Linked DNA regions of Homo sapiens: region 2 is linked to region 1. The links are chromatin loops, found by intact Hi-C in ENCODE. Cell type or tissue: endothelial cell of umbilical vein. All regions are shown on one strand. Each heading gives the region's core, and the rest is flanking DNA. Links, peaks and the distances in the headings are about the cores only. Region 1 overlaps IQCM (IQ motif containing M). Region 2 has its middle 100 kb from the start of IQCM.

Region 1 (16,046 bases), core at 5,784-9,783:
CTGCACTGCCCTAGCAGAGGTTCTCCATCAGTGTCTGCTCCTGCAACAAATGTCTGCCTGGACATCCAGGCGTTTCCATACATCCTCTGAAATCTAGGCGGAGGTTCCCAAACCTCAATTCTTGACTTTTGTGCACCCACAGGCTCAACACCACATGGAAGCTGCCAAGCCTTGGGACTTGCACCCTCTGAAGCCATGGCCCAAGCTGTACTTTGGCCCCTTTTAGTCACAGCTGGAGTGGCAGAGATGCAGGGCACCAAGTCCCTAGACTGTACACAGCAGAGGGACCATAGGCCCAGCCCATGAAACCATTTTTGCCTCCCAGGCCTCCAGGTTTGTGATGGGAGGGGCTGTTGTAAAGGTCTCTGATATTCCCTGGAGACATTCTCCCCATAGTGTCTTGGGGATTAACATTTGGCTCCTTGTTACTTATGCAAATTTCTGCAGCCGGCTTGAATTTCTCCTCAGAAAATGGGATTTTCTTTTACATTACATTGTCAGGCTGCAAATTTTTCAAACTTTTATGCTGTGCTTCCCTTATAAAACTGAATGCCTTTAACAGCACCCAAGTCACCACTTGAATGCTTTGTTGCTTAGAAATATCTTCTGCCAGATACCCTAAGTTCTCTCTCTCAAGTTCAAAGTCAGACAAATCTCAAAAAAGGGCAGGGACAAAATGCCACCAGTCACTTTGCTAAAATATAATGAGTCACCTTTGCTTCAGTTCCCAACAAGTTCCTTATCTCCACCTGAGACCATCTCAGCATCTCAGCCTAGATTTCATTGTCCATATCATTATCAGCATTTTGGTCAAAGCCATTCAACAAGTCTCTAGGGATTTCCAAACTTTCGCACATTTTCCTATCTTTTTCTGAGCCCTCCAACTGTTCCTACCTCTGCCTGCCTGTTACCCAGTTTCAAAGTCACTTCCACATTTTTGGGTATCTTTTCAGCAGCTCCCCACTCTACTGGTACCAATTTACTGTGTTAGTCCATTTTCACGCTGCTGATGAAGACAGAGCCTTTAATGGACTCACAGTTCTGTGTGGCTGGGGAGGCCTCATAATCATGACAGAAGATGAAAGGCACATCTTACATGCTGGCAGACAAGACAAGAGAATGAAAACCAAGTGAAAGGGTGTTCCTCTTATAAAGCAATCAGATCTTGTGAGACTTATTCACCACCATGAGAACAGTATGAGGGAAACCGTCCCTATGATTAAAATATCTCCCACTTGGTCCCTCCCACAACACGAGGGAATTATGGGAGCTACAGTTCAAGATGAGATTTGGGTGAGGACACAGCCAAACAATATCAGGCCTCTTCAGGATGTGATAGGCAGTTGTGTTCTGCTAACCCAGCTCTGGAAGGACAGGTGAGGATTTTTAGCATTTGCTGATTTTCATGGGCTAAATACTCCCAATATGGCTGATTTCAAGCTACCCGCATGTCTCTGAATGCAAAATTGGGAGGAGACATATAGAATTTGCTCTTGCTAGTATAGCACATCACTGACAGGGTCCACATTTTCCGGATATGTAGTAGATCATAGGATCCCTTTCCCCATCAAATCTGGAGCTTAGGGAGATATTCAGACTGGAAATATACATTTGATAAACACTAACAAATTCATGATATTTAAAGACACAGTACTGAATGAGGACATCAAGAGAGTGAAAAAAGAAGACAGTTTGAGTCTCAGAATATGATTCCAGGTCAGAGAAAATGGAGAATCTCTAAATATTGAGAAGAAGTAGCTCAATAAGGTAGGAGGAAACTAGAGAGTTGACTCACCTGGAAATCCTGCAAGCATCATTCCAGATGAGACTGGAAAGATAGGAAGCAGCCAGACCTTTCAGGGCCTTGGAGATAATCTTCAGAAATGTTTTGTTTATCGTAAGCTAGTAATTGCTTTATGTCTTGAATTGAAAATTCCAAAGATTTCAATATGTTGTATTTCAGTTCTGGCATCTAAATAAAATTTAATTTTTTTTCAGAATGTTAATTGATTCAATCCTATCAAATCGGCCAATGTTTCAAAATATATTAAAAATATACTTTTTCGTTAGATGGACTAAAGTAATGACTTATTTATTTTTTGTTTTAAAACTAGAAATTTTCTGTATTCTGGAGAAAAAGAATGGTCTATAAAATATTATTATAAACTTTAATTTGACCCAGTAGCTTCATGTGACCAAGTAATTCATATGTCTAACAACCAGAGATTGACATAACCCAGTATGAGTGGTAGCATTATTATATTAAATTGTAGATATTTTTTACCCTACTGATTTTTCCTTCATTTAAAGCAAATACAATCTGAAAGCCTAAATTAAGGTCTTGAATAGTCATACAAGATTTAAAGCCTTTTCAAAGAGCAGAAAGATGTGTGTGCTCATTATCTTATGTACATATCAGACTCAATTAGATAAAAGTTAATAGCTGAAAATGGACCCAAAAAATATGTTTAATTTTTTTATTGCAGAAAAATGCATTTCTTATCTGTCTTACCACATAAATATTAATCTGGTTTCATGTTAGAGTCATAAAATAATCTCCTATACTAAAGGACCAGTGAGTGCCATTTGTGAATAACATCAACAGTTTCGGATGATCCCAATCATCTGTCACTGCACATTGTCATCTCAGCTGGGCAACCCTGGCAATATTGCAGCAGGCTATTGTTTATTGAGAAAGCTAATATTAGGAGGAGATGTGATAAGAATGCCTTAAAAAAAACTAATTGAATGCTATCTGGTTTTTGGCAATAGCATCTTGTATCTCTCTGCAGTTTATCGCTTTAGAGTCCTTTATTCAGTCTTTTTATAAAATCCCATTATTTAAAAATTGAGGGCAGAGTGATGGCATGTAAGGAGTTTTATATATTAGTCTGATACTCAATGATAACCCTTTCTTCTCTACTTCTCAACAAACCCTACTTTATTGAAAAACATGGGAAAACCTGCAGAAAATATTGAGATCTGAGTCACAAAGTCCCAGGGTTCACTTAAAACATTTTCCAAATTCTTATTGTAATTTGGATAGTAAAAAGCAAAATCAAAATGTATGAAAACATTATTAAGTGTGGGGTAGGAATATTTCTATAAAATCATGCCCTTTCTAATGTTTTTCACCTGATTCTTCTTTTGAGGTGGTTACAGAATTCCCAAACAGAGCAAATAGATGGAGAGATGCATGATAAAGAAAACACAGCAAAATATTAATTGTACAATTTAGGTGGTTTCTCTGTGTAATTCTTCCATGATTTTAATATGTTTGTAAAATTTTATAATAAATCATTGGAAACAAAATACCTAAATATTCCATTTCTGGCCTTATCAGTGAAAATTGAACAGACGTTTGTTCGTTTCATTAAATGATTATTTGTAAGTTTAAATCAAAATAACCTTGAAGCAGCCAATTCTGTTTTCTGAGAAAATTTCATACTTCCAATCTGAATTTGAAGAAACATAAACCGGGAGGAAGAATCAATGAATTAAATGGAAATATTTAGGAAAAACAGCAGCAAGAAAATAGCAATGATAATTGTAGTTCATATTTTTGTAAAAGACCTGGAAAGAGACCAATGACAAAAAGTGCTTATTCTTTCCACAGAAATGTATTAACCTGATTAATTTTTCAAACTAATGTTTAAAACACTTTGAAAGTAGAAATTGTTTACTATATATACACATATATTTTTACAAACCTCTTCCTGATTGCCATCCAGAAACAAAAAGTAGAAACTAACCCAGCTCCTGGTGATATGGACTTTCCTTTGTGTTAGACTTCTCTGATTTGATCATGGTGTCTGGGACTTAGACATAGTTCTTGATCTCTCTGCTTCCTCCCTTCCTTCTACAGGGAAAGACGACAAGAGCAGAAATATCAGATGGCCTGTAGGCGCCCATCTATGTAGTAGCACAAATAGCAGCTGAATGTAGTTTCGGTCAGGTACAAAGAAACAAATGCCTGTTGGTTTTCCCAAATGTTGTTTACCCTTCTGATATTCTTCCCAACAGCCATCACATATAAATATGTATGGTATTTATTTTAGTTTGCAGCTGAGTACAAATTAAGCAAGGTGCTTCAATACCAATATGTATTCTTTGATACGAAGTTACTGAGCTATTTAACTGAATGGATTTGAGACTACCTTAATGGCTACTTCTCTGTTAAATTTTGCTAATAAAGAACATCACACACACACAACACACACACACACACACACACACACACACAAAGAAAGTGTGGCAGAGGCAAGGAACTTGGCATAATCTTGTCCTCTAGTTTTTATACGCATGTCTTGAAGACAATTACATTTTATAGCAAAAGCCAAGTATCAGGTAAAAGCACCTAAACTCCTTTTTTGAAACATAACATCCAAGGCAAGATCAAGCAGCAACAGCAGCAAAGCAAGTAACCACAGTGGTAAAAGGTGAGTGGAAGGTCAAGGTTGGCAGGAGTTGGGAGCTAGGTCTCAGGACATGTTTCCCAGTATAAATACACCAGAAAACAGGAAAGCAAACAAACAAAACTTCCTTTCATTAATAGCATTATTATTTTAAGTGTCTTACAACAAATAAAAATTTGAACATTCTATTTCTAGAATTTCTTTTTCTATCAAAATAACATTCCTAAGCTGGAATGTTATCATTTTGGGTTTGTTAGGCTTGGCTGTCAAAATGGTTTTCAAAGATGTTTTTGGAGTAGTGAATGGGTGAAGTTACTGAGAAAGGGGGATGGGATGAAGAAGATTGACTGAAATTCATGGAGAGACAAAACTGTAAAATAAATCAGCAACACAGTGTCTGAAAAGCATTAGCTACAAGAACTTCTATCAGGCAGCACTAATGCAGTTTAAACAATGAATACTGTATCAGTCAAAACCCAGGGCAGGAAATAGACACTAGAAATGTGATAGATAGATAAATAAATAGATGGATACAATAATTAAGTACTTAAATTTGTTGGAGGGTTGAAGGGGTGATTTCTAGTTTGGGCCTCCAGAAATGACTCAGAACACTAAAGAGATGACCTGTCAAGGGTGCTACCACCTTGGTGTCTAACATTGGATTGGAGTTTTGAATTCAAGAACATACCCCAGGTGGGGATCCTCAAAATCAGGATGTGAAATCAAGAAGATGCCATTGCTGCTGCCGCTGCTGCTGCTACTGCAAATGCTTCTGTTCTAGATAACAGCCTTTCTAACACTAAAGCAGAAACAACTCACCTTTCCTTGACCTTGCCTGCAAGAAGAACTAAAAGAAAAGGTGAGGGCAGAGAAAAGGTTTCCACCTTATTTCTGTCTTCTGAATCTTAAGTGAGTGTAGCTAATTGGTGGAAAATAATTAACATCCAGAATTTGAGTTCCATGGGCCTCTGAGAAATATTTTTTAAAATTTCTCAGTGTTCTAGATCTAAAAGATGGCCAGAAGTGAGGAGTCAACCCACAATATCCATGACAGAATCAATATCCATGAATAGAAAATATTTATAAATGCTCGTATAACCATTTTATATTTTAATTCCTGGGCCTAAGATTATAATGTCAATAATGAAAAAAAATTTGTATAAAATACACACATATACCTGAATTAAATATTTATGCAGGTAATTTATATTCACTTAATAGACAAAATTATAGTCTGTTGACTAGCTAGATTCAAATCCTGAACAGCCATCCATTAAATATATTGTACACGTTATTTAACCTCTGTGAACCTTCGTTTTCTCATTCTTAAAATGAGAACTATGATAGTAACATCTCATAGGGTTAGTGTCAAGGTTAAATGAGAAAATACAGGCAAAGTGCTTATATGGTGTCTGATTCATTGCTGTTATTGTTGCTGTTGGATTCAGACACCCCACTTACACTACTTAGGTTTGAAGTCCAGTCATGGAGTTTACTAGCCATGTGACTGTGAGAAATTTACTTGTAATTTCTATGCCTCAGTTTCCTCATGTGTAAAATTTGAGGTTACAATTGTAGGTGTCATGTAAGGGTAGTGATTTAAAAAAATAAAATAACATATAAAGTGATTTCACTAGTGCCTGACACAAAATAAGATCCAGAGTATTTTTTAAAACTTTCTACATTTAGTTACTTCATTTGCTTTCACAATATCAGTCTAGTCAACATTTTCTTTCAGAAGATTTAACACAAGGTCTTTATTTTTGCAGTTTTTCTGAGAAGCATCACTTACCTATTCTGTTTATTCTGTCTTATAGACACAGATTTCGTGATAAACCATCTCAGGCATGAAACTGTCTGGATTGGTACACAATATTCATGTGCTATTCAGATATGGTATAGTGGATATTATATGTAAAATCTTTACTACCAGTATAGTAGATGCCAAGTGATAAAAATTCTAGGATGTAACACCACTAATTTTGTCCCTCAAAACCAAGGAACTATGACAATAGAATGAAGTAAGGAAAAGAGGTGCAATTGAGAGTATGATTACAAATTGATTTTCTTAAACTTAGTTTGTTAATAAGAAAAAAAAATAAAGCCATAACTGGAAAACTTAAGAAACAGTCCTCACTTTGAAGCATTGCTCAGTTTAATGAAAATTAAATAAATGTTATGGTCAGAAAACCCAATCTGCATGTACACCTTCATCCTGCCAATTACTGTCTATGTGACCTTAACTTGTTCTTAAACCTTCTGAAAGGCTATTGTGTAGCCCCATATTTGAATGAGGCTTTCTCCATTCAAATATGGGGCTACCCTACAGGTTTCTTAGGAAGGTTACATTTAAGTTTACACATATCTACATGCCCATGGGTTTAGCAGGCACATCCCCTAGAGTTTCTTTTATTCTAAAATTCATGGAACACCTTATATTAAACACTTATTTTTGTTCATAAAACTTATCAGTAATACAGTCTATGAGTTCATAAACAATAGTACAACTTTAGTTTACAAAACAAAATGTAAATTTAATGTAAAGATAACTTGAAGAAATACAACTAAGCTTACAAATAATTGAAATATATTTATCTGAAAATGTAGGTAACAGTCAAGCTTGGCTTGATTGTCAACTGCAGTTACTGTGGGTTAAAGCTCAAGCTTTGGCATTTAGTAGCTCCTTAATCTTGAGCAGGTTACTTAAATTGTTAGCTTTAGTTTCCTCGTTAGTTGTGAATAGGGATAATTAAAGTACTTATCAGAAAGTTGTTGGAAGAATCAAATATCAGATATTGTTTTTAACTATTGGTTCAGATTAATTACAATTTTTTTTAAAGCTTGAGAAATTCATGAGAAGTATCAAATGGAGAAAAAGGAATTGGTCATGGTTAGAACATGCCACTAGATCTTTAGGAATGGCCATCCTTAGAAGCAGAGAAATGCTACACGTGAATCCAGAAAAAGTTGGGGTTTTTCATGAATTAAGCAATGTTTTATCTCTTCAGTTCCAGTGCAGTTTTGAGAAGTAGAAAAATGCTGCATTTTCAGCCTCAAAATTAACTTTCATGATCTGTCAGCAGTGGTAGAATGAATCTTGGAGAATCAGGGACAGTTAGGTCATATTTCTGTGGAGCTTTATGTGATAAAGAGGTATTGACTAATCTTAGTTTTCATCGCAAAATCCGAGGTCCATATCAGTTCTTGCTAGTGATACCAACACAATCTAAGAGAACAGAAGAGGTAATTCCATCAGCCTTCTGGCATGATGGAGCTTGGAAAGATAGATACTCTTGGAGACAGAAACACGGCAGTTGTGCCTCAGTCCTTAGGAGGTGGATAGTTAATAAATGAAGTCCTTATTGGTGAAAATAAGTGGGTTCTCCTATCCTGATCAGAGGACACTCAGAGCCAGCCTCAGTACTACATTGGAGAGAAATCTTTATTATTTGTTTCCAGTGTGGCAGTGGGTCACAGGCAGAGTCGATGTTACTGCTAGGTGTTTCTCAGGCCTGGGGCAAGTGCCTTGGCTCCAGAGTACTTTGGTAGTAGAAAGTTGCCCCACGTTTGCTTACATGTTACAAAGGGTGACATCTAGTGGTAATTTACAACTTTGAGCATATTTACCCTATAAACACATCCTGCTCCCAGCCCTTCCATAGATGTAGACCCTGTTTGATAAGGGATTATATACTCATCTTAACAACTATGCTTACTCAGAAGTTGTCATTGCCTAACTTCTAAGTCTAAAAGAAGGAAATTCGAGAAATTCCCCTGACTGAGTCTTACAATATTTCCAGAGTCATGCGCATATAAGAAGGGAAGGGTAAGAAGGCAGGAAAATTGGGCTGTGTACTGGTTATATCTTAGATACACCAGGTAGATTTATCTATCTGATTTATCTATAAAGAATTAACAAAATAAAAATACACATTTGCTAGAATTTAATATAGTGTGTAGGTGGAGGAGTAGGGTTGTGTGTTGGAAACCTATCAGAGTGAAAGGAGAATTATATATTTCAGTGGTCTACACATCTGAATGTAGACACATAAGTGGTAGATACAGAAACTTATCTACAGGGAAAGGTTAGAAGAAACAACTTGGTGGTCAGTTCACTGGAAGAGAGGGTTGTTTGCTTGTCTGCAAGTGCATTCACAGAGCCAGCACACTCTTTTTACAAAACCCAGTAAACCCCATATAAGGGTGTGTGTGTGTGTGTATAGTGTGTGTATAGAGTGTGTATAGTGTGTGTATAGTGTGTATGTGTGTGTGTATATATATATATATGCAAATGATGATAAGCTATTATTGGTCCTCTGGGCGGAGGAGGACAAAAAAGAGGAAAAGGGGAATAATAACAGCTAAAGTTTATTGAGAAATTATTATACTTCAAATTAAGTGCTTTATGTATATTTTCTCTTTAAATTCCTATACTAATCCTTGAAGGTAGGTTCTGTTATTTTCATTTTACGGATGAAGAAATGCAAGTTCATCTTTCTTAAAATCACAGAGATGTTAAGTAGAAGTGCCAATATTTGGACTGTGGCCTTAACAAATTCCAAAGTTCATGCTCATAAACTCTATGCTAAAAATGTTACAACAGGTGGGATGTTGTGGCTCAAGCCTATGATCCCAACACTTCGGGAGGCTGACACAGGAGGATTGCCTCAGGGCAGGAGCTTGAGACCAGCCTGGGCAACATAGGGAAACCCCCTCTCTACAAAAATAAAAAAATTGCCAGACGTGGTGGCCCCAGCCTGTAGTCCCAGCTACCTGGGAGGCTAAAGTGGGAAGATCTTTCGAACCCAGGAGACTGAGGCTGCAGTGAGCCGTAATTGCACCACTGCACTCCAACCTGAGTGACTGAGTGAGACCTTGTCTCCTAAATTAATAAATTAAATAAGAATAAATAAATATTTTTAAAATTATTGCAAGATTTTTATCACTTTCTGGTGAGATATTGCTTTGCAAAGTTTGTCTATTAAATGTTGCTATCTAAATCCCATTAAGATAATTTGGATTTCAATTAGAACCCAAAAGATTATAAGCACAGATGGTTTGAACCTTCTTTGCTGTTTCTCATTGTGCACATATATCAGAACACTTGTTTAATTTTCTTATGATTATTTCTTCTTAGGCGATTTGGCAATTCAAATCTTCACTGCTGTTTTCCTAACATAGTTAAAATAAAGTGAATAATTAAGCACTTGCTTGTGAATTTTCTGGTAGATCATCATAGTAATGCTATACCACTTTTATGACAAGCTGTAAAACAAATGAAGGTTAAGGAATATACCAAGTTATGTAGAACATTTGGGGTAAAATGCATTTGTACACATTTTTTTTAGGTTTTAAAAATGTCTTTTTTAGATGGGCCTCTTCCTTATGTTAATCTCATATATTTGTTTGGAATATTAGGATCTAGGTCAGCTCAGAGAAATGTATTTGTGTCAGCCAGGTGTGGTGGCTCATGCCTATAATCCCAGCAATTTGGGAGGCCAAGACAGGAGGATCACCTGAAGTCAGGAGTTCAAGACTGGCCTGGTCAACATGGTGAAAGCCCATCTCTACAAAAATACAAAAATTAGACAGGCATGATGGCAGGTGCCTATAATCCCAGCTACTCGGGAGGCTGAAGCGGGAGAATCACTTGAACTCATGAGGTAGACGTCACAGTGAGCTGAGATCGTGCCATTGCACTCCAGCCTGGGTGACAGAGCGAGACTCCATCTCAAAAAAAAAATACATATATATATATACACATGTATATATATATATATACACGTGTATATATATATATATACACGTGTATATATATACACATATATATATACACGTGTATATATATACACATATATATACACGTGTATATATATACACATATATATACACGTGTATATATATACATATATATACACGTGTATATATGTATATATATACATGTATATATATGTATATATATACATGTATATATATGTATATATATACATGTATATATATGTATATATATACATGTATATATATGTATATATATATATACATGTATATATATAATTTGTGCCTTTCACATTGACTCTAATGTCTTTAACTTTTATTACCCTGTATTTTCCAATCATTCCCCTTAAAGCCTCAAAAAAAGAAATATGATGAGGAATTTCAAATTCAAAGCCCTAAAATTGATCTTGTATTTTCATCTCTCATGTCCTTGCTTAGAAACAGCCCCAGCTAATTTTTATATAAACCTGGATGCATAGCTATTAACTGAAAATGGATTTGTTATCATTGAACCTGAAGGATCCAAAGGTTTCTAACAAGGTGGAAATGGTTGAGTATTCTTTGCCTTAGCAGTCATGAGTACTGAGTATGTGGAGAAAAGTTAAGTTGTCCAGCCATCTATTGAAGGATATATTAAGGCCAAATACATTCTATTTCAGAATGATACCATATTAATAATTCTATTCTCATAGTTTATAACATCAATACTTCTAAGAAGGTTGATTATATAATATTACCTCTAAATACTAAAAGAAGTAATTGAAAAAATTCAACAAGTCCAAAACAATTAATTATTTAATTAATAAAAACTCTGGAAGCCAATCTAGAGAGCTGCATATTCAATTTAGGAACAGGAAAGGTATTCTTAATAAAGAATATAAAAGAGAAGACAAATGACTTTGTTTTTATATAAATTTCAAACTTTTATGTGAAAAATAATATAAACAAATCTATAAATATAATTTGAAGGGGAATTGCACTTTAGAAGGCAGAGGTTTGATACAATGAGCTACTTAAAATAGAGAACAAGGACACAATCTAATAGCAAAATAGGTAAAAGATATTGAGGAACCATTCGCAAAACAAAAATGCAGCAGCTATCAAATATATGCAAAGATGCTCAAAATCACTAATAGGTGAAAAAACACAGTGAGATTGACAGCTTTTAGACTGGCCAAAATTAAAACAAAGCAAAATAAAGCAATAACTTCTTTTGCTGGCTGAGACCTAAGCAAAGATGCACTGTTCCACATTGCTGGTAGAAATATGACTTTCATAGAGTTTTAGATAGCAACTTAGCAATATCTATTCAAATTAATATGATATATACTTTTGACTCTGCACTTCATGTTGGAAATCTTATTGCTGGAAATAAGAGCATACTGAATAAATAAGCATGCTTATTGTAGCATTATTTTTAGTTGGTAAAACTGGGCACCAAAGAAAATGTTAATCAGTAGAGGAATATTATGGCCCATTCATATAATAGAATACTATGTACTACTTAATGAATTAGAGATACACTAGTTGGCTTGGATAGATTTCAAGAGATTCCTCTTGAGTAAATAAGTCAAAATGTGAATAGTATGATATAATTTCTGTAAAACAAGAATAAGCATTATCAAATATTTACTAAACACTCATTTATCTATAGGACACTCTCCTAGAGTTTAGTGTAATGATATAGGGAAGTGAATTACCTCTGTTTTGAAGTGAATTACTGGTGTTTTGTTTGTATACAGGGCATACATATAATAAATCACACAACAATATAATGTAGCATGGAACTCCTTAAAAAATGAGTGCTATAAATAGTGCTATGGTTTCCAATGAGTTGCTGTAAACATTTCTGAAATCATATGTGGATCAAGACTTATCTATAGCTCAATGAAACATGTTACTAATAGGAGTCTTAGCTTCTCATAATAAAAATGATAGCATCAGGTATTGGTAAACAGAAAAATTGAGATAATATAAGTACATCACTCAGCACAGTGCCTTGCACAGAATTAAATACATTAAATGACAGTTATTATTCTCATTGTTAGTTTTATTAGTTTTCCTCATTGTTTGTCATTATTAGTTTTTCAAATCCGTTTTGCAATTGACAAAATATGCAATTATTTCAAATATTTTTGAACTTTCTGTATTTTTCCCCAGCATTTTATTGTGAAAATTTTTATACATACAGGAAATTTGAAAGAACTTATTGAGGAACACATCCATTCTGCCATTCACCCATCAAACCATATCTTTTTTTAATGCATTTTAGAGTAAGTTGTAGATATCAACACATCCCCTAAATCTTCTTGTAGCTTCTTCTGTTTGTTTATTTGGCTTGGTGTAGCTCTTCATGCTGTTATGTATTTTCTAAGCTAATCGACTTTCCACTCTCTTTTTGAGGACAATGAAAAATATAGTATTAAAAGTGGTAAACATTGACATAGAGTAAAAAGATTATAGAATTTAGAAGACAAAGTTGTTACTAATGTCTGGGAATTCATCAAACAGACATGAACTTGAACCTCCTATTGAAGGATAGCCAAGAAACAGGCAATGGAGCAAGCAGGATGAAAGCATTCAATGAAAAGAGATATGGGAAGTTTTGGAGGTAGGATCATAGAGGAGTAGACCAATTTAGCTGGGAAAGAGGATTGAAATAGGGTTCTTTCTTTCTAAAAGCCATAAGTAGTATATTTTGCCATTATGTTTCTAAAATTTGTTGAAAACTGTACCCTAGGTTTTCACAAGCCAGTCTAAAAAGTCTAGCATCTACCCACTATACTGTTGGTACTCTTTTATTAGAGCTATGATATTTTCTTTTGTATTTCTGTTATTTTGCTTTAATGTTTGGGTTACTGGTGATAGCCCTCCTATATAGTAAAAAAGTTGGTACCACTTTTTAAATGAACTTTTCAGTTTGAAATAATTTTAGATTTATAGAAGACTTACAAAGATAATACAGAATTCCCTCCCCTACTTCTCCTATTAACATCTATGAGATAACTGTGGTACAATTGTGAAAACTAAGAAACTAACATTTGTACCTTATAATTAACCAAACTCTGAACTTTATTTGGATTTCACTGGTTTTCCCACTAATGTCCTTTTTCCATTCCAGCATCTAATTCTAAATTCCACAGTGTGTTTACTTGTCATGTCTTATTAGGCTCATCTTGGCTTTGACAGTTTCTCATTATTTCCTTGTATTCATGACCTTGACAGTTTTGAGGATTACCGATTGGGTATTTTGTAGAATGTCCCTCAATTTGGATTTGTCTGATTTTTTTTAAGCTTAGATTGGGATTACAAATTTTTGGAAAGAATATCACAGAGGTGAAGTGTCCTCATCATATCAGTGGGAACATGCTATCAATATGACTTATCACTGGTGATATTAATCTTGATTACCTGTCCAAAGTAGTGTTTGTCAGATTTCTTCATTATAAAGCTACCCCTTCCCTTTACATTTTCTGTTTTATGAAAGCACATAACTAAGTCTAGCTCACACTCAAAGGATGGGGGTAGGGGACAGGAATTAAAGTTTTCTTCTGGATGTGGAGGTATCTATAAAGCTTATTAAGAATTCTTTTGTACTAAAATTTTCTTCACCATTTATTTATTGATTATACTAGTAAATAGTTATGTATATTTCTTTTATAGTTTGAATTCTAATCTAATACTGTATTATTTTGTTATTGTTGTTGCTCAATTTTTTCCAGATTTAGAGATTGGGAGCTTTTTCAGGTTGGCTCCTGTGTCTCTTTGACATGTCCCCATCTTTTTGTCTTTTGTGCATTTCCTTACTTGCTGTCACTACACAATTCTGCAGGCACGTCTTGTATTGCTGCTATCCCAGCCCTGGAATCATCTATTTATCCAAGGAATCATGTTTCCTTTACTTGGAAAATAGTATTTAGAAACTGGATGTGCTCATTGCTACTGAAGTGTCACTATTTCCAGGCCCTCTCAGAGGGTAGAATTAGGAAATATATTTATGAATATGAACCCATATTTGTAAACATATCTATAATTTTATATATATATATAATCCATCTGTATCCATGTGCATTTTGTCTTTAGCCTCCAGTTTCCAATCAAAACACTGATTTCCAGAGTTACTTAGGTTAGCTCCTTTCCACCCCTTGCCCTTGATTGAGTTGAAATCACTTTTAATGAACCTTATATTTCCAGGTTGCACAGTGTATGGAGTTTCAAACTCAAGTATATCATGTAGAAAATATTTTTCTGTAGGTAATCAGACTGACTTCTTTTATTTCAATATTCTATAAGCTACATTTTGACTTTTTATGATGTTCTTATTATTTATATATGCCATCTAATTTAATTCTCTATTCTTTCTTACTCTGTGACTGGGTACCCATTTATAATAGGCCTGCTCTCTCATTTCCTTTCATCTGGTGCAGACATCCTCAATGCAATCTTGTCTCCTTGCTGGCCTCCTCTGTGGCATAAATCATGCCACCTGGACCTTAGGAGCCATTAGTTGTCATTCATTCTTAATATCTGCTATAATTCCAGTAACTGAATGAATATACTCTGTCCTCTTCTTATCCTGACCTTAGATCTTTTCCGGTCAGCCAGCCTTCTCAGAATTCCCATACCCCTTGGGAAACTCAGCAGTATCAGTAGCTCTCCTTATACCACCTTGAGCTGTGATATGTTCTGTAAGGCTGCGGAAACATCATCTAGACAGTGCCCAGAGCTATTGCTATAGCCCCCTTCAATAAAACCCCTGCACTCCTGATTTTCCCCAAAACAATATGTGACTTTTATCGTTGAGATTTCTCTTTTTCTATTCCTCCAGTGTGAGGTACAATGGGAAAGGGTGCCTGGTCATTTTACAAGAGCTCAGGATCTCATAAATCTCTTCTATTTTGTTCCTTCTCCAGTCTTCCAGTTCAGTTTTTATCTCCTTAAAATTGGAAAGGGTTCTTATGCCATTACATAATCTTCTTTACCATATGTCTCTATGTGTTAAATTCTTTAGGTTCTGTCTGATATTTTGGATCCTAAGAATGCTATTGATTCTGAACAAAGTCATACTATTCCAGTAGAAGCATTACTTTTGAAAGTGTTGTTTATGCTTTATGTTTTAAAACCTTCTTGAAATGCACTTGTCTTCATTGTTCTTGGGTTTTTCTGCTTGAGGGCAGTGAATATATGGAATGCCAGAAATTTATTCACTTCAATTTAAGTAGCTATGTTTATTAAATAGCTATATGTCTTCCATGTTTGCAGATTATTAAAACAGGACCTGATTATTTAAAAACTCAGAAATACAATATGTTTTAGCAACTTATAATTTTTTCCATGTTTCAAAATTGGTAAACTTAAGAAATGAGGTGATTTGTTTCCAGTCACCCTTTAGGAAACCATTATTCCTGCCTGGATGATAGACTCAGGAGCTAGGAGCAGTGAGGGTTGGAAAGCAAATGTTTAGTATTTCAAAACAATCTCTGAAATACATAACCACATACATATATATATGTAGATACATATATAGTCACAAAAATAGTCACAATCTCTGCTGTCTATGAAGACAATCCCAATAATTGCAATAAATTCTACAAATTCTCCTTGGATATCTTGCATGCACTTATAAATACATCATTCTAGACTGCAACATGGAATTCCATATTCCTGGACCCACCCTACTTCAGTCTGCCCCCATTGCAGTGATGTCTGATGCTGTCACTCTGAAGCTCAGGAAGCCTGATGAAGGTGTCTTGCTGCTGCTGTTGCCACTGACACCTGTCCAGGTCATGCTGTGGTGATTCCACAAGGAGTCAAGTCAACCTGCAGAAGGCAGAAGGCCCTCTCCTGACATTTCTA
Region 2 (16,046 bases), core at 7,483-11,482, 540 kb before region 1:
GGCCTATAAAAACCTGAGACCCTAGCAAGGCAGAGACAGAAGCAGCTGGAAGTCATGAAGAATACTTTGGTAGAAGAAAACATGGGTGGCTTGTCGTTGAGAGCATGCTGACAGGCACCAGCAGACCGGCAGGCCATCCAGTAGCGGAATGTCCCAGAGTTTGGCCGGAGCAGTCTGAGAAGAGTCGGGGCTGCCTAGCAGCCTGACTCCAGGGGAAAACCATCTCTCTTCTGGCTCCATCATCTGTTGAGAGCCACTTCTACTCAATAAAACCTTGCACTCATTCTCCAAGACCATGCGTGATCGGATTCTTCTGGTACACCAAGGCAAGAAACCCTGGAATACAGAAATCCCTTTGTCTTTGTGATAAGGAAGGGGATCTAACTGAGCTGGTTAACACAAGCCGCCAGTAGATGGCAAACTAAAAGAGTATTCTGTAACACTCACCCACTGGGGCTTCAGGAGCTGTAAACATTCACCCCTAGACACTGCTGTGGGGTCACAGCCCCACAGCCTGCCCATCTCTATGCTCCCCTAGAGGTTTGAGCAGCGGGGCACTGAAGAAGCGAGCCACTTCCCCATTACACACCCTGCGAGGGGGACAAGGGAACCTTTCCCGTTTCACTATTGATTAGAAATGCCGCCCATCAAGTGTAAAATCAAATATTTGAAAGTCAAGTGAAATTATAAACTACATTTCCAGGCTTAATGTGCTGTTCTGAAGCTGGTTTGTGACATTCTCTGCCTATTCCCAGAAATGCCGAATTAGCAGCCAGTGATCCTGTTACATGGTATTTGCACGAAGTTGTCATCTTTCTAGTAAGGATGTGGAAACTGGACAAGAATAAACTTTAATAATGTTAGATTTGCACTTGAGGAAGCAGAGGTAAAATTACTAACAAGGAAACTACTGCGTCGAAGGCAGGACAGCCTCTAGGAAAAATTGAAAAACAGTGTCCAATGACGAGATATTTGCTTTGTAACTCATTGGCTGAATTCTGAATAGAAATGTAGAATTTCTGGGAATTTTGAAAATGTGGCAAAACAACAGGTTGGGAAAAGGATGTCTTGGTAATTTGAGGGGTTGGGGGCGGGGTAGATTCCAATGTACACATCGCTTATTTGTGTAGATTTCTCCACAGGTCTTGTCATTGTGTTAGTTTATTATATGTTAAGTGAGACAACTCCAACATGATTGTCATCTTGAATTTGGAAGTATAATTTGGGGCAATAATATAAAAATTGTTGTTTATTCTCAAATGTTCTAAAGAGTTTTAGAAAATGAGTTACAAACTTCTGTTGTTAAAAAAAGTAAAATCTTTAGATTTTTGACGATTTGCAGAAAATAGGCAACCACTTAAATGAAGAGAAAAAAGTCTCGGCTGGGCGTGGTGGCTCACCCCCGTAATCCCAGCACTTTGGGAGGCCAAGGTGGGCCGATCACCTGAGGTCAGGAGTTCCAGACCAGCCTGGCCAACATGGCGAAACCCCGTCCCTACTAAAAACACAAAAATTAGCCAGGCGCAGTGGTGGGTGCCTGTAATCCCAGCTTCTCAGGAGGCTGAGGCTGGAGAATTGCTTGGATACAGGAGGCGGAGGTTGCAGTGAGCCAAGATCGCACCACTGCACTCCAGCCTGGGCAACAGAGAGACTTCGTCTAAAAAAAAAAGTCGCCAATATTATAGTAAAAGAAAAAAGTCAATTAAAATTCCTGGATTTGCAGTACTCATTTTCAGAAAATAACCTGAGAAAAGGAAGGATCATGCCTACTCCCCTCCAATCCACAAACTACATTCAATATATTTTTCACCATATGGGAATGGGTCTACTCAGTTTTTTTCCATCCACCAAAATTGTCTGTTGTACTGAACTGCATTGACATACATTTCCTAAGCTATTGGTAGTTTTTTTAATTTAACTTTGATTTATGGAAACTTATTTTATATTTCATATAATAGAGCACAGATGGTCTCTGACTTATGATGGTTTGACTTAATGATTTTCAACTTCACAATGGGTTTATTGGCATATTAAATGCATTTTCGACTTATAATATTTTTGACTCCAGTGGTTTTATTGGGCTATAACCCCATGATAAGTCAAGGAGCATCTGTAATGAGAAACTAGTTAAAAGGCAAAGGAGTCTGAAGCCAGGTCACTTGTTTGGTATATGGGATACAATTGTCAGGAAATCCTTTTGCATTCCTGTACCAAACCTTGAAGATATTCTGATTACTGAAATGTTCGAAGAAGCTTTCCAGTGTCCAATTTTGTAACCCATTTAAATGCTTGCTCTTTTTTTATTGTAGCAAACCTATGCAGTGCCTAGTTTTCTGAATTTCCTCATTTATGTTTGCCCATTTTCTATCTCCATGAGCTTTCTTTTTTTTTTTTTTTAGCTATTCAATGATTATTTGAAATTTCACCTCCTACACTAGGATCTTGACTTTTTATGACAGTATCTTGGATACAAAATAATCTCTGAATAAATATTTGAAATCATTAATTATGTTGACTGTGTAGTAAACTCTAAAATACAAGTGGAATGATCTCATGTCCCAGAAATTTCTGAATTTTTAAATATTTGCCTACAAATGTAAAAACATGGAATAAAAGCAAAAAAGTTCTGACAATTTTGTGTAATGGGAAGGAAGCAAGTAGACCTGGGTCCTAGTCTTGACTATGCCTCATGTGTAATCGTTTCACTAGTCCTTTTTAATCCCCTTGAGCCTGTTAACCTTATTTTTTTATTTTTATTTTTATTTTATTTTTATTTTTTTTAAGTTTTTTTTTTCTTTTATTATTATACTTTAAGTTTTAGAGTACATGTGCACATTGTGCAGGTTAGTGACATATGTATACATGTGCCATGCTGGTGCGCTGCACCCACTAACTTGTCATCTAGCATTAGGTATATCTCCCAATGCTATCCCTCCCCCCTCCCCCCACCCCACAACAGTCCCCAGAGTGTGATGTTCCCCTTCCTGTGTCCATGTGATCTCATTGTTCAATTCCCACCTATGAGTGAGAATATGCGGTGTTTGGTTTTTTGTTCTTGCGATAGTTTACTGAGAATGATGATTTCCAATTTCATCCATGTCCCTACAAAGGACATGAACTCATCATTTTTTATGGCTGCATAGTATTCCATGGTGTATATGTGCCACATTTTCTTAATCCAGGCTATCATTGTTGGACATTTGGGTTGGTTCCAAGTCTTTGCTATTGTGAATAATGCCGCAATAAACATACGTGTGCATGTGTCTTTATAGCAACATGATTTATAATCCTTTGGGTATATACCCAGTAATGGGATGGCTGGGTCAAATGGTATTTCTAGTTCTAGATCCCTGAGGAATCGCCACACTGACTTCCACAATGGTTGAACTAGTTTACAGTCCCACCAACAGTGTAAAAGTGTTCCTATTTCTCCACATCCTCTCCAGCACCTGTTGTTTCCTGACTTTTTAATGATCGCCATTCTAACTGGTGTGTGGTGGTATCTCATTGTGGTTTTGATTTGCATTTCTCTGATGGCCAGTGATGATGAGCATTTTTTCATGTGTTTTTTGGCTGCATAAATGTCTTCTTTTGAGAAGTGTCTGTTCATATCCTTCACCCACTTTTTGATGGGGTTGTTTGTTTTTTTCTTGTAAATTTGTTTGAGTTCATTGTAGATTCTGGATATTAGCCCTTTGTCAGATGAGTAGGTTGCAAAAATTTTCTCCCATTCTGTAGGTTGCCTGTTCACTCTGATGGTAGTTTCTTTTGCTGTGCAGAAGCTCTTTAGTTTAATTAGATCCCATTTGTCAATTTTGTCTTTTCTTGCCATTGCTTTTGGTGTTTTAGACATGAAGTCCTTGCCCATGCCTATGTCCTGAATGGTAATGCCTAGGTTTTCTTCTAGGGTTTTTATGGCTTTAGGTCTAACATTTAAGTCTTTAATCCATCTTGAATTGATTTTTGTATAAGGTGTAAGGAAGGGATCCATTTTCAGCTTTCTACATATGGCTAACCAGTTTTCCCAGCACCATTGATTAAATAGGGAATCCTTTCCCCATTGCTTGTTTTTCTCAGGTTTGTCAAAGATCAGATAGTTGTAGATATGCGGCATTATTTCTGAGGGCTCTGTTCTGTTCCATTGATCTATATCTCTGTTTTGGTACCAGTACCATGCTGTTTTGGTTACTGTAGCCTTGTAGTATAGTTTGAAGTCAGGTAGTGTGATGCCTCCAGCTTTGTTCTTTTGGCTTAGGATTGACTTGGCGATGCGGGCTCTTTTTTGGTTCCATATGAACTTTAAAGTAGTTTTTTCCAATTCTGCAAGAAAGGCATTGGTAGCTTGATGGGGATGGCATTGAATCTGTAAATTACCTTGGGCAGTATGGCCATTTTGACGATATTGATTCTTCCTACCCATGAGCATGGAATGTTCTTCCATTTGTTTGTTATCCTCTTTTATTTCCTTGAGCAGTGGTTTGTAGTTCTCCTTGAAGAGGTCCTTCACATCCCTTGTAAGTTGGATTCCTAGGTATTTTATTCTCTTTGAAGCAATTGTGAATGGGAGTTCACTCATGATTTGGCTCTCTGTTTGTCTGTTGTTGGTGTATAAGAATGCTTGTGATTTTTGTACATTGATTTTTATCCTGAGACTTTGCTGAAGTTGCTTATCAGCTTAAGGAGATTTTGGGCTGAGACAATGGGGTTTTCTAGATATACAATCATGTCGTCTGCAAAGAGGGACAATTTGACTTCCTCTTTTCCTAATTGAATACCCTTTATTTCCTTCTCCTGCCTAATTGCCCTGGCCAGAAATTCCAACACTATGTTGAATAGGAGTGGTGAGAGAGGGCATCCCTGTCTTGTGCCAGTTTTCAAAGGGAATGCTTCCAGTTTTTGCCCATTCAGTATGATATTGCCTGTGGGTTTGTCATAGATTGCTCTTATTATTTTGAAATACGTCCCATCAATACCTAATTTATTGAGAGTTTTTAGCATGAAGGGTTGTTGAATTTTGTCAAAGGCCTTTTCTGCATCTATTGAGATAATCATGTGGTTTTTGTCTTTGGCTCTGTTTACATGCTGGATTACATTTATTGATTTGCGTATATTGAACCAGCCTTGCATCCCAGGGATGAAGCCCACTTGATCATGGTGGATAAGCTTTTTGATGTGCTGCTGGATTCGTTTTGCCAGTATTTTATTGAGGATTTTTGCATCAATGTTCATCAAGGATATTGGTCTAAAATTCTCTTTTTTAGTTGTGTCTCTGCCCGGCTTTGGTATCAGAATGATGCTGGCCTCATAAAATGAGTTAGGGAGGATTCCCTCTTTTTCTATTGATTGGAATAGTTTCAGAAGGAATGGTACCAGTTCCTCCTTGTACCTCTGGTAGAATTTGGCTGTGAATCCATCTGGTCCTGGACTCTTTTTGGTTGGTAAGCTATTGATTATTGCCACAATTTCAGATCCTGTTATTGGTCTATTCAGAGATTCAATTTCTTCCTGGTTTAGTCTTGGGAGGGTGTATGTGTCGAGGAATTTATCCATTTCTTCTAGATTTTCTAGTTTATTTGCGTAGAGATGTTTGTAGTATTCTCTGATGGTAGTTTGTATTTCTGTGGGATCGGTGGTGATATCCCCTTTCTCATTTTTTATTGCGTCTATTTGATTCTTCTCTCTTTTTTTCTTTATTAGTCTTGCTAGCAGTCTATCAATTTTGTTGATCCTTTCAAAAAACCAGCTCCTGGATTCATTAATTTTTTGAAGGGTTTTTTGTGTCTCTATTTCCTTCAGTTCTGCTCTGATTTTAGTTATTTCTTGCCTTCTGCTAGGTTTTGAATGTGTTTGCTCTTGCTTTTCTAGTTCTTTTAATTGTGATGTTAGGGTGTCAATTTTGGATCTTTCCTGCTTTCTCTTGTGGGCATTTAGTGCTATAAATTTCCCTCTACACACTGCTTTGAATGTGTCCCAGAGATTCTGGTATGTTGTGTCTTTGTTCTTGTTGGTTTCAAAGAACATCTTTATTTCTGCCTTCATTTCGTTATGTACCCAGTAGTCATTCAGGAGCAGGTTGTTCAGTTTCCATGTAGTTGAGCGGTTTTGAGTGAGATTCTTAATCCTGAGTTCTAGTTTGATTGCACTGTGGTCTGAGAGATAGTTTGTTATAATTTCTGATCTTTTACATTTGCTGAGGAGAGCTTTACTTCCAAGTATGTGGTCAATTTTGGAATAGGTGTGGTGTGGTGCTGAAAAAAATGTATATTCTGTTGATTTGGGGTGGAGAGTTCTGTAGATGTCTATTAGGTCTGCTTGGTGCAGAGCTGAGTTCAATTCCTGGGTATCCTTGTTGACTTTCTGTCTCATTGATCTGTCTAATGTTGACAGTGGGGTGTTAAAGTCTCCCATTATTAATGTGTGGGAGTCTAAGTCTCTTTGTAGGTCACTCAGGACTTGCTTTATGAATCTGGGTGCTCCTGTGTTGGGTGCATATATATTTAGGATAGTTAGCTCTTCTTGTTGAATTGATCCCTTTACCATTAAGTAATGGCTTTCTTTGTCTCTTTTGATCTTTGTTGGTTTAAAGTCTGTTTTCTCAGAGACTAGGATTGCAACCCCTGCCGTTTTTTGTTTTCCATTTGCTTGGTAGATTTTCCCCCATCCTTTTATTTTGAGCCTATGTGTGTCTCTGCACGTGAGATGGGTTTCCTGAATACAGCACACTGATGGGTCTTGACTCTTTATCCAATTAGCCAGTCTGTGTCTTTTAATTGGAGCATTTAGTCCATTTACATTTAAAGTTAATATTGTTATGTGTGAATTTGATCCTGTCATTATGACGTTAGCTGGTCATTTTGCTCGTTAGTTGATGCAATTTCTTCCTAGTGTCGATGGTCTTTACATTTTGGCATGATTTTGCAGCGGCTGGTACCGGTTGTTCCTTTCCATGTTTAGCGCTTCCTTCAGGAGGTCTTGTAAGGCAGGCCTGGTGGTGACAAAATCTCTCAGCATTTGCTTGTCTGTAAAGTATTTTATTTCTCCTTCACTTATGAGGCTTAATTTGGCTGGATATGAAATTCTGGGTTGAAAATTCTTTTCTTTAAGAATGTTGAATATTGGCCCCCACTCTCTTCTGGCTTGTAGGGTTTCTGCCGAGAGATCCGCTGTTAGTCTGATGGGCTTCCCTTTGAGGGTAACCCGACCTTTCTCTCTGGCTGCCCTTAACATTTTTTCCTTCATTTCAACTTTGGTGAATCTGACAATTATGTGTCTTGGAGTTGCTCTTCTTGAGGAGTATCTTTGTGGCGTTCTCTGTATTTCCTGAATCTGAACATTGGCCTGCCTTGCTAGATTGGGGAAGTTCTCCTGGATAATATCCTGCAGAGTGTTTTCCAACTTGGTTCCATTCTCCCCATCACTTTCTGGTACACCAATCAGACATAGATTTGGTCTTTTCACATAGTCCCATATTTCTTGGAGGCTTTGCTCATTTCTTTTTATTCTTTTTTCTCTAAACTTCCCTTCTCACTTCATTTCATTCATTTCATCTTCCATTGCTGATACCCTTTCTTCCAGTTGATCGCATTGGCTCCTGAGGCTCCTGCATTCTTCACGTAGTTCTCAAGCCTTGGTTTTCAGCTCCATCAGCTCCTTTAAGCACTTCTCTGTATTGGTTATTCTAGTTATACATTCTTCTAAATTTTTTTCAAAGTTTTCAACTTCTTTGCCTTTGGTTTGAATGTCCTCCCGTAGCTCAGAGTAATTTGATCGTCTGAAGCCTTCTTCTCTCAGCTCGTCAAAGTCATTCTCTGTCCAGCTTTGTTCCTTTGCTGGTGAGGAACTGCGTTCCTTTGGAGGAGGAGAGGCACTCTGCTTTTTAGAGTTTCCAGTTTTTCTGTTCTGTTTTTTCCCCATCTTTGTGGTTTTATCTACTTTTGGTCTTTGATGATGGTGATGTACAGATGGGTTTTTGGTGTGGATGTCCTTTCTGTTTGTTAGTTTTCCTTCTAACAGACAGGAACCTCAGCTGCAGGTCTGTTGGAGTACCCTGCCGTGTGAGATGTCAGTGTGCCCCTGTTGGGGGGTGCCTCCTAGTTAGGCTGCTCGTGGGTCAGGAGTCAGGCACCCACTTAAGGAGGCAGTCTGCCCCTTCTCAGATCTCCAGCTGCGTACTGGGAGAACCACTGCTCTCTTCAAAGCTGTCAGACAGGGACATTTAAGTCTGCAGAGGTTACTGCTGTCTTTTTGTTTGTCTGTGCCCTGCCCCCAGAGGTGGAGCCTACAGAGGCAGGCAGGCCTCCTTGAGCTGTGGTGGGCTCCACCCAGTTGGAGCTTCCCGGCTGCTTTGTTTACCTAAGCAAGCCTGGGCAATGGCAGGCGCCCCTCCCCCAGCCTCGGCTGCTGCCTTGCAGTTTGATCTCAGACTGCTGTGCTAGCAATCAGCGAGACTCCGTGGGTGTAGGACCCTCCGAGCCAGGTGCGTGATATAATCTCGTGGTGCGCCGTTTTTTAAGCCCGTTGGAAAAGCGCAGTATTCGGGTGGGAGTGGCCTGATTTTCCAGGTGCCGTCCATCACCCCTTTCTTTGACTAGGAACGGGAACTCCCTGACCCCTTGCGCTTCCCGAGTGAGGCAATGCCTCACCCTGCTTCGGCTTGTGCATGGTGCCCGCACCCACTGACCTGCGCCCACTGTCTGGCACTCCCTAGTGAGATGAACCCGGTACCTCAGATGGAAATGCAGAAATCACCCATCTTCTGCGTCGCTCACGCTGGAAGCTGTAGACCAGAGCTGTTCCTATTCGGCCATATTGGCTCCTCCCCCAAGCCTGTTAACCTTATTAGTAAAATAAACAGAATTGGTTTGGTAGAGCTCTCATCTTATTCTAGAATTGTACGACTCTATGTAAGACTAATTTTTCTCTATCTCAATGGTCTTAGGCTTTTTTGATATCAAACTACTTTTCCCCTTGGGACCTATTCTTTTTTTGGGGGGTGCTACACAAGGGCTAGAAGAGGTGCAGAGTTTGGACTATTTTTAGAGACAGCAGGTCTAGCTAAGATGCCCAAGTGGGACGCCCTGAGAAGTCAGGACGGCATGAGAACACTGGGTGTTTGGGGATGAGGGCAGGGAAAAAGAGATAGAACCCCCTCAGGATAAACTTTACTTGGTACACAGTTTTGCCCAGGACTCTGTGTGAATGATTTCCATGGGAGAGAAATTTGAGGAAGTAGAGTAATGGAACCATAGAAATGTTACAGTGATTCTTTTTTTCTTTTGTCAAAAAGAAAACCTTTCTAGCCACTAGTGCTGTGCTGAGCCATATAAGAGCCAGAGGAAAAAGAAAAAGGCAGTAATACTTATCTTTATTTAAAATTTTGGTATGTTGTTCATCATGGATGTTTTTGCGTTAATTTTTATTTCTCAAAATATTACATTAACTTATTACTTATCTGGATTACCAAGATTTTTGGCACTCATTCAGTTTTGCACCCAGAGGGACTATCTCACGTGCCTCATCCTAATCCTGGCCCCTGCTAGCCACTCAATAATAACATTTTATTTTTGATTTCTATCTGCCTCCTAAGTAGGTTAGCAATATGAGAAAGGAGGGTCTGCTTTTGGTCGCACATTGAGAATGCGCCCTCTAGTGGGGTTCTTGCTCTCTAAGGACTTTGTAATGCATCAGTTGATGGCACTATATGGACCAAAAAAATGTATAAAGTGCAGTTTTCAAGAATGTCATCCGTGGTCTCTTTTGTTGCAATCAAGTGCAGTTCACATTCCTAGCAACCACTAAATTGTATACTTAGTGAGGTTATTCCTGAAATTTTAAGACAAAAGATTAATGCAGAAGAAATTCTTTCTGTAGGCAACACAAAATTACACCACTAAATGAGACAATCAGTCTGCCAGCAGCAGGAAGAGCAGCCTGCAATTGCTCTGGGAAATGACATGGGAAAATTTTTTAAAGGAGGAAAAGGACTGGAAAGTGTAACCACAATCTGGTGGTGTGGAAGGATCTGGGTATTTAGGGGAGCGGAGGACAATTCCCAGAATATGCGTAGGGTAACTAATAATAGGCCTTGGACATGTTTCCTTCCATTCAACCAAAATAGTGCTTTCCCACAGTGCTGTCATGGAGAATGGAAATAATATGGGCTACTGAACTAAAAGAAGAAATATTTACTTAATTGCATGTGATTATTTAATAGAAAAACACAAACAAAACCAAGTGTTAAAATGGGGACTATTTTGCAGGCCATTTATAAAAGGAGTATAGTGTGACAAGATTAAAGATTACACAGGCTGGCTCTTTGAGATACAGGCCAATTCTTTATTCCGTCCTTTTTTTTCTTGGCTATTCTAAGGCTTAAAATAAAGTTGCTTGAGAAGGAGAAAACTGCTGGTGGGAATGTAAAATGGTGCAGCTGCTGTGGAAAACCGTTTGGTGGATCCTCCAAAAGGTTAAACCTAGAATGATCATATGCCCCAGCAGTTTCACTCTTAAGTTATAAACTTAAAGGAATCAAAAACAGAGATTCAAACAGATACCTGTACATCAGTGTTTGTTGCAGCATTATTTACAACAGCCAAAACTTGAAAACAATCCAAGTGTCTATCAACAGATGAATGGATAAATAAAATGTGATATGCACATACAATGGAATCTTATTTGACTGTAAAAATGAAGTTCCAGTATATGCAGTAACATGGATGAACCTTGAAAACATGCTAATTGAAGTAGCATAAGCCAGATACAAAAGGACACATATTGCATGATTCCACTTACATGAAATACTTACAGTAGGGAAGACTCATACAGATAGAAGTAGATTAGTGGCTATTGGGGGTTGAGGAGAAGGAGGAATGGGAAGTTGTCACTTAGTGGGTATAGAATTTCTGATGAGCATGATAAAGTATTTCAGAAATAGATATGATAATGGTCATACAACATTGTGGATGTAATTAATGTTGTTGAAATGTACATTAAAAATGACTAAGATGACAAACTTTATGTTATATATATTTTACCACAATAAAAAGAAAAAAATGTAAACCAAAAAAAAAAAAGAAGGAAAAAACTCAGGACAGCATGGGTATGTGTGAAATATAACACTGTCTGTACGGTATTCAATGAAGGCCAATTGCTGTATTTGGAGCCATACTCTTGACTGGATATGACAAAAGCAACCTAGTGTTAGTGAGTTACTTCTCCATGAAAATTTCATAAAAGAGGTTCTAGAGAAGTAAAACATTGTGTGAACCATTAAACAGGAATTTAATATGAATTAAAAAACACACAAGTGACCATTTTGGCTTCACAAAACTCTATTAAGGCTAAATGATTCCTTGGCTATAGCGATCACTATGTTGCCCCTCTTTCCTGCAACTAATCAATAGCATCATCTCCTAGGAAGGGAGGGGTGATCCTGACATCCCTCTTGCCACTGCTGTAACGTTTTCTAGCAAATTTACACACGGCAGTAGCGGTCAATGGGCTGGGGTGGGGAAGTGTTCTTTACACCTCTTCCAAATAAGAAATAGCTGATATCTTATTGGTATAATTTTGAAATATTGTGACTCTAAATGTCTGAACACATTAGAATGTGGAATTAAAAGCATTTTTATGCTATAGATTTTCTGTGATTAGCTTAAAATATACATGGCAGGTTATACCTTTTAAAAAATCTAATTTGAATTTGATATACATTTAAATTTGGCAAGAATATTTGTGGGCTTGTTAAGAAATTCTGCTTATCTATTCATTAAATCCAGGTTCACCACATTAACCATTTCTTGGCCTTCTTGGATTATTATAGATATCTGAAAGTATTAAAGTTTAATTAAAAATATCTATTTTTCCCAGACTAAACTTACAGGTAGGTAGTCTATACAGGTTTCACTCCATGTGCAGCTGCTAGAAGCTGAGGTACAGTTCTTCATGTTTGCCTAACAGCTTAAATAAGGTTTGGAAGCCTAAGGAAGAAATGTGACTTTCCCATGGTGTTGGAAAAACTTTATCCCCCTTAAAGCCTGCTTCTACAATTTTCTCTTCAAAAATGTCGTTGTTATTTTTAGCTTTCTGCCAAGTCCCTGTGTGTGTTTTGTTCCTTTTTTTTTTCTTTAACTGCTTCATGCTTATTATGCTGAGAAAGGGTAAGGGGGATTTTATGACTCAGTAAATCATCTGTAAATATACTACATGTACAGAGTATCCACCTAACGTGTAGGAACATGCACGGTGTTAAATAGGTGAATGTATAAGTACCTGTAAAAGTGTGTGTAGACATGCATCTCTGTGCACTTCCTATGAAGAAACAGGAGCCAGAAAAAATAAAAAGTGGGGTGGTCTATTTGAGGTAGGTGCCCCCTGAAACCAAGTGGCTGTACACGTATAGTGCCGACACCTACACTTACATATAAACGATGATGTGATAATACACCTTTTATAAAGACTAATTTGAGGCACATTTAAGTGTGTCTAAAACACATGTATTAATCTCTGGAGTTGTCATTTAGAAAAATTTTCAAGTGTTCTATTGTTTTGATGCCTTAGGATTCTAACTTGGTGTGATGTTTGGTTTGGTCTGAAATGGATGAAATCCCTCCAAACTTAAAATGTTCCTCACAATCATGTGTAACTTCAAAGAATCTTTGGAAATGGTTCTGTGTGCACATTTGCATCAATAGTTTGTTCAGTCTGAGGGTTGTAGTTGCTGATGCTAAGGGCCCAAATGATTGCACTTGTAAGTGGCACTTCCTGGCCAGAGAGAGCTGTTGTTGAATCTCAGCTAGGAAAAACTCCCCATTTTAGCAATTCATGTGTGCATGTGCATCGGTGACCTGCCCTCATTCCTTTAAGAAAGCAAGGACACCGCATGTTCTCACTCATAGGTGGGAATTGAACAATGAGAACACTTGGACATAGGGTGGGGAACATCACACACCGGGGCCTGTCGTGGGGTTGGGGGGACGGGGGAGGGATAGCATTAGGAGATAGACCTAATGTAAGTGATGAATTAAGGGATGCAGCACACCAACATGACACATGTATACATATGTAACAAACCTGCACATTGTGCACATGTACCCTAGAACTTAAAGTATAATAATAATAAAAAAAGAAAGCAAGTGTAGGAGTGACACAGAGGGAGGCACCACCACACCCCACACCCTGATAACCTCTCACCTCTTCTCTCCTCTTTGCCACTCCACCCTATAAGTGGAAGAGTTGGGCTCACTCCTTAAATAAGAAAACAGATCCTGGAGAATAGAAAAACACCAGCAATTACCATGTCAGATACACACATAATACTTATTCTAGGAGTGCTCACACATTCAGCATGCAAGCACCTAAGAATTATATATGTGCTTTTTGTTCAGTGTAATTTCAACAAATGTGTAATATTATAAACATTGATTGAATATCTGTGTTTTCATGAAAGTAAGGTCCTGTTTTTATGCAAATATTAACAAATTAGTTAAGAAAACACGAGGAAGCAATGAGGAAATATGACTCATAGGCAGATGGTTTCTGAAATTATATATTTTTCTGTGAAGCATTAACCAATGCTTTTTAAAAGCAAAACAACGTTTTGAATGTGGGTGTATAGTATAAGGTAAAATACCTTCATTGCACAGTGCAAAGTTTACTTTGCCATGTGCTTAATGTATAATATGTAATGACTTTCTTCTCTTAATATATTTCCTCAAAATTGTTTGGTAATTTTTTTTAGGTGGGGAGAATATTTCTGGGACAGTTTTTATTTGAGGGCTGAGAGAAATTTTGAGAGAATTATCCAGAGCAGAAAAGATTTTATTTAAAGAATGCCTTCTTTAAAGTTGTGATTCTACAATTTCTCATGTAAAGTCTTCCTAAGGTTTATCAGCTGCTCTCTGTCAGGAAAATCGTGTAAAATTTTTCATCTAAGTATCCCATCTCGCACATCTAAATCCTTATTTTCTTATCTCTCTAATTAAGAACAGCTGGCCACAGAATTCTCGGTAAGGCCTTTTGTATATGTGAAATAGCTTACTAAAATTCTCTCACAATCTGGATTTTAAAATCATTTGTTTTCCACAGGCATAATTTTATAACAACTGGCTGATTTTGAAGAATCTCCCCACCCACCTTCCTATATCCTATTCCATCTTTAAGTGGTGGAAATGGAAGTGGACACGCAGTGGAGCCAAAATGGAGAAAACGGGGATTCTGGTTTGTCAGTGCAGCATTCCTACTTTTATGTTACATTATTTTAATAGATTTCCAGATCACAGTGACACGTTCATGTTTAAAATTCAACTTGATGTCCCATCTGACCTCTAAAGTGATTTCTACTCTCAACTGGGCAGCCCCAGTACATGAAACTGTCTGGCTGGTCGCTCACATGAATGGTCTCTCAGGCAGGTTTGCTTCCTGGGACAGCGTGGAGATGCAGCTGCAGAGAAGCCTGATCCCTCTCTTGCTATCCTGTGTGTCTCTCATCAAATGACTGCTTAATAGAAAATCACCACTTTCCCGGATAAAGTTGTTTCTCATGTAGAGGAATATGAATTGTGCTTCCTAGCTGGCACTTTTATTTTTAAAATATTAATTTCCCTTCCTTATTTGTGCTACTCTTTTGTCATCCTCTCTTTAAATATTAGCTCGGTTTTGACCACTTCCTCGATTTTAATAAAATACATCTTCATATTATGGAGCTCTTCTCACTGCCTCTTAGATGTCAATTGCACATTTAAGGCCTATGGGTTTTCATTTTATCACCAGGCCAAGAGACTTTGGTTTAGTTCTCAGAGGTTGATAAGCCCCGAAGGAAGAGTTATCCATCTTCTAGTGTGCTGGGTAATTTTATTCTGTTGGCTGGAGTCCAGGTCTAGACTATGCTATCCCTGTTTTCTTTTTTACATTTCTTTACCTTTCCCGTTTCTTTGATGAGAATACCATATGGCACAGGATAAGAATTCTTGCTAAAGTTGGGACATAGCATTTATCTCTGCCCCTTGATCTGCCAGGCCTATTACTCTGTCATGTTACAAAATTAGGTTAGTCTAATGAGACCTGTTCCTTACAGATCATTCATTTTGATGTATTCAAGGTGTTTGTGAATTTATCGTGTAAAGATTTCTTTGCTCATTTTTCAAGCATAGCTAATAGATTTGAAATATTTGGAAGAATTTCATTTTTCAAATATCATCTACTCTGACCCTCCCTGACCATTTTAAAAAAAGGGAGCTATTTCAAATATACAGAAAAGTGTAAAGAATCACATGACAAGATAATATCCCATAGTTTAACCACATAATTTTTAATCCATTTTTCTGTTGGTAGACATATAGGTTATTTTCAACATTTCACTATCACAAATAGCAGTGCAAAGAATATTGTGTATAGGTCTCTTTGGAGACCTTGTTACGGTTTCTCTAGGAGTAGAATTGCTGAGACAAAAAGTATGGCTATTTTCAATTTTATTAGATATTGCCAAATTTTTTTCCAACATTGTACCAATTTGTAACTCCATCAGTAGTTTAGGAGAGTTCATTGCTTCATATTCTTGCCAACATTTGGTACTGACAGACTTTAAATTTATTGCTAACTTCATGGGTGTGAAATGGTATCATATCATAGTCTTAATTTGCATTTTCTAGATTACTGAGTAGGATAACATCTTTATATTTGTTCATTAGCAATTCGTGTTTCTTTCTCTTTGACCTTCCTATTTCTATCTTTGGCCTATTTTATACTGAGCTTTTGTTTTCTTATTTTTCAGAGTTCTTGCTAAATTCTGGATCCCATCCCTTGATGGTTATATTTGTTATACCTTCTCCTGGCATATAGCATATTTTATTTTCTTATTTATGTGTCTTTTGTGCTACTAAAGTTTTATTTTAAAAGTATAGTCAGTAGTATAAGTATTTTCTTTATTGCTTGTCTTTTGATGCCTTGTTTCAGAAATATTTTTTCATCCTGCAAACATAGTCTCCCTTTCTTATAAATGTTGTAAACTTTTGTTTTTCATTTTCTGTTCTTTTAAATCACAAACAACT

The links. Peaks named below come from ENCODE experiments on the same cell type or tissue, not always from the same donor. Only the 100,000 strongest peaks of a DNase experiment are listed, where the experiment ranks them.
Region 2: a loop joins it to region 1, with 6 times the contacts of the local background. A loop is called at or near these places in 1 of 110 quality-filtered maps.

Annotation. Positions count from the first base shown.
Region 1 is chr4:149,363,165-149,379,210 of GRCh38, reverse strand. The region is part of intron 13 of IQCM (IQ motif containing M); the gene reads left to right. Among named protein-coding and RNA genes, the nearest start is that of LINC02355, 220 kb to the right of the region's middle. In endothelial cell of umbilical vein, for the core only: no CTCF peak of the experiment used is centred there; a DNase peak (open chromatin) is centred at 8,000.
Region 2 is chr4:149,908,301-149,924,346 of GRCh38, reverse strand. No RefSeq gene overlaps it. Among named protein-coding and RNA genes, the nearest start is that of IQCM, 100 kb to the right of the region's middle. In endothelial cell of umbilical vein, for the core only: a CTCF peak has its summit at 9,637 (motif pointing left); a DNase peak (open chromatin) is centred at 9,636.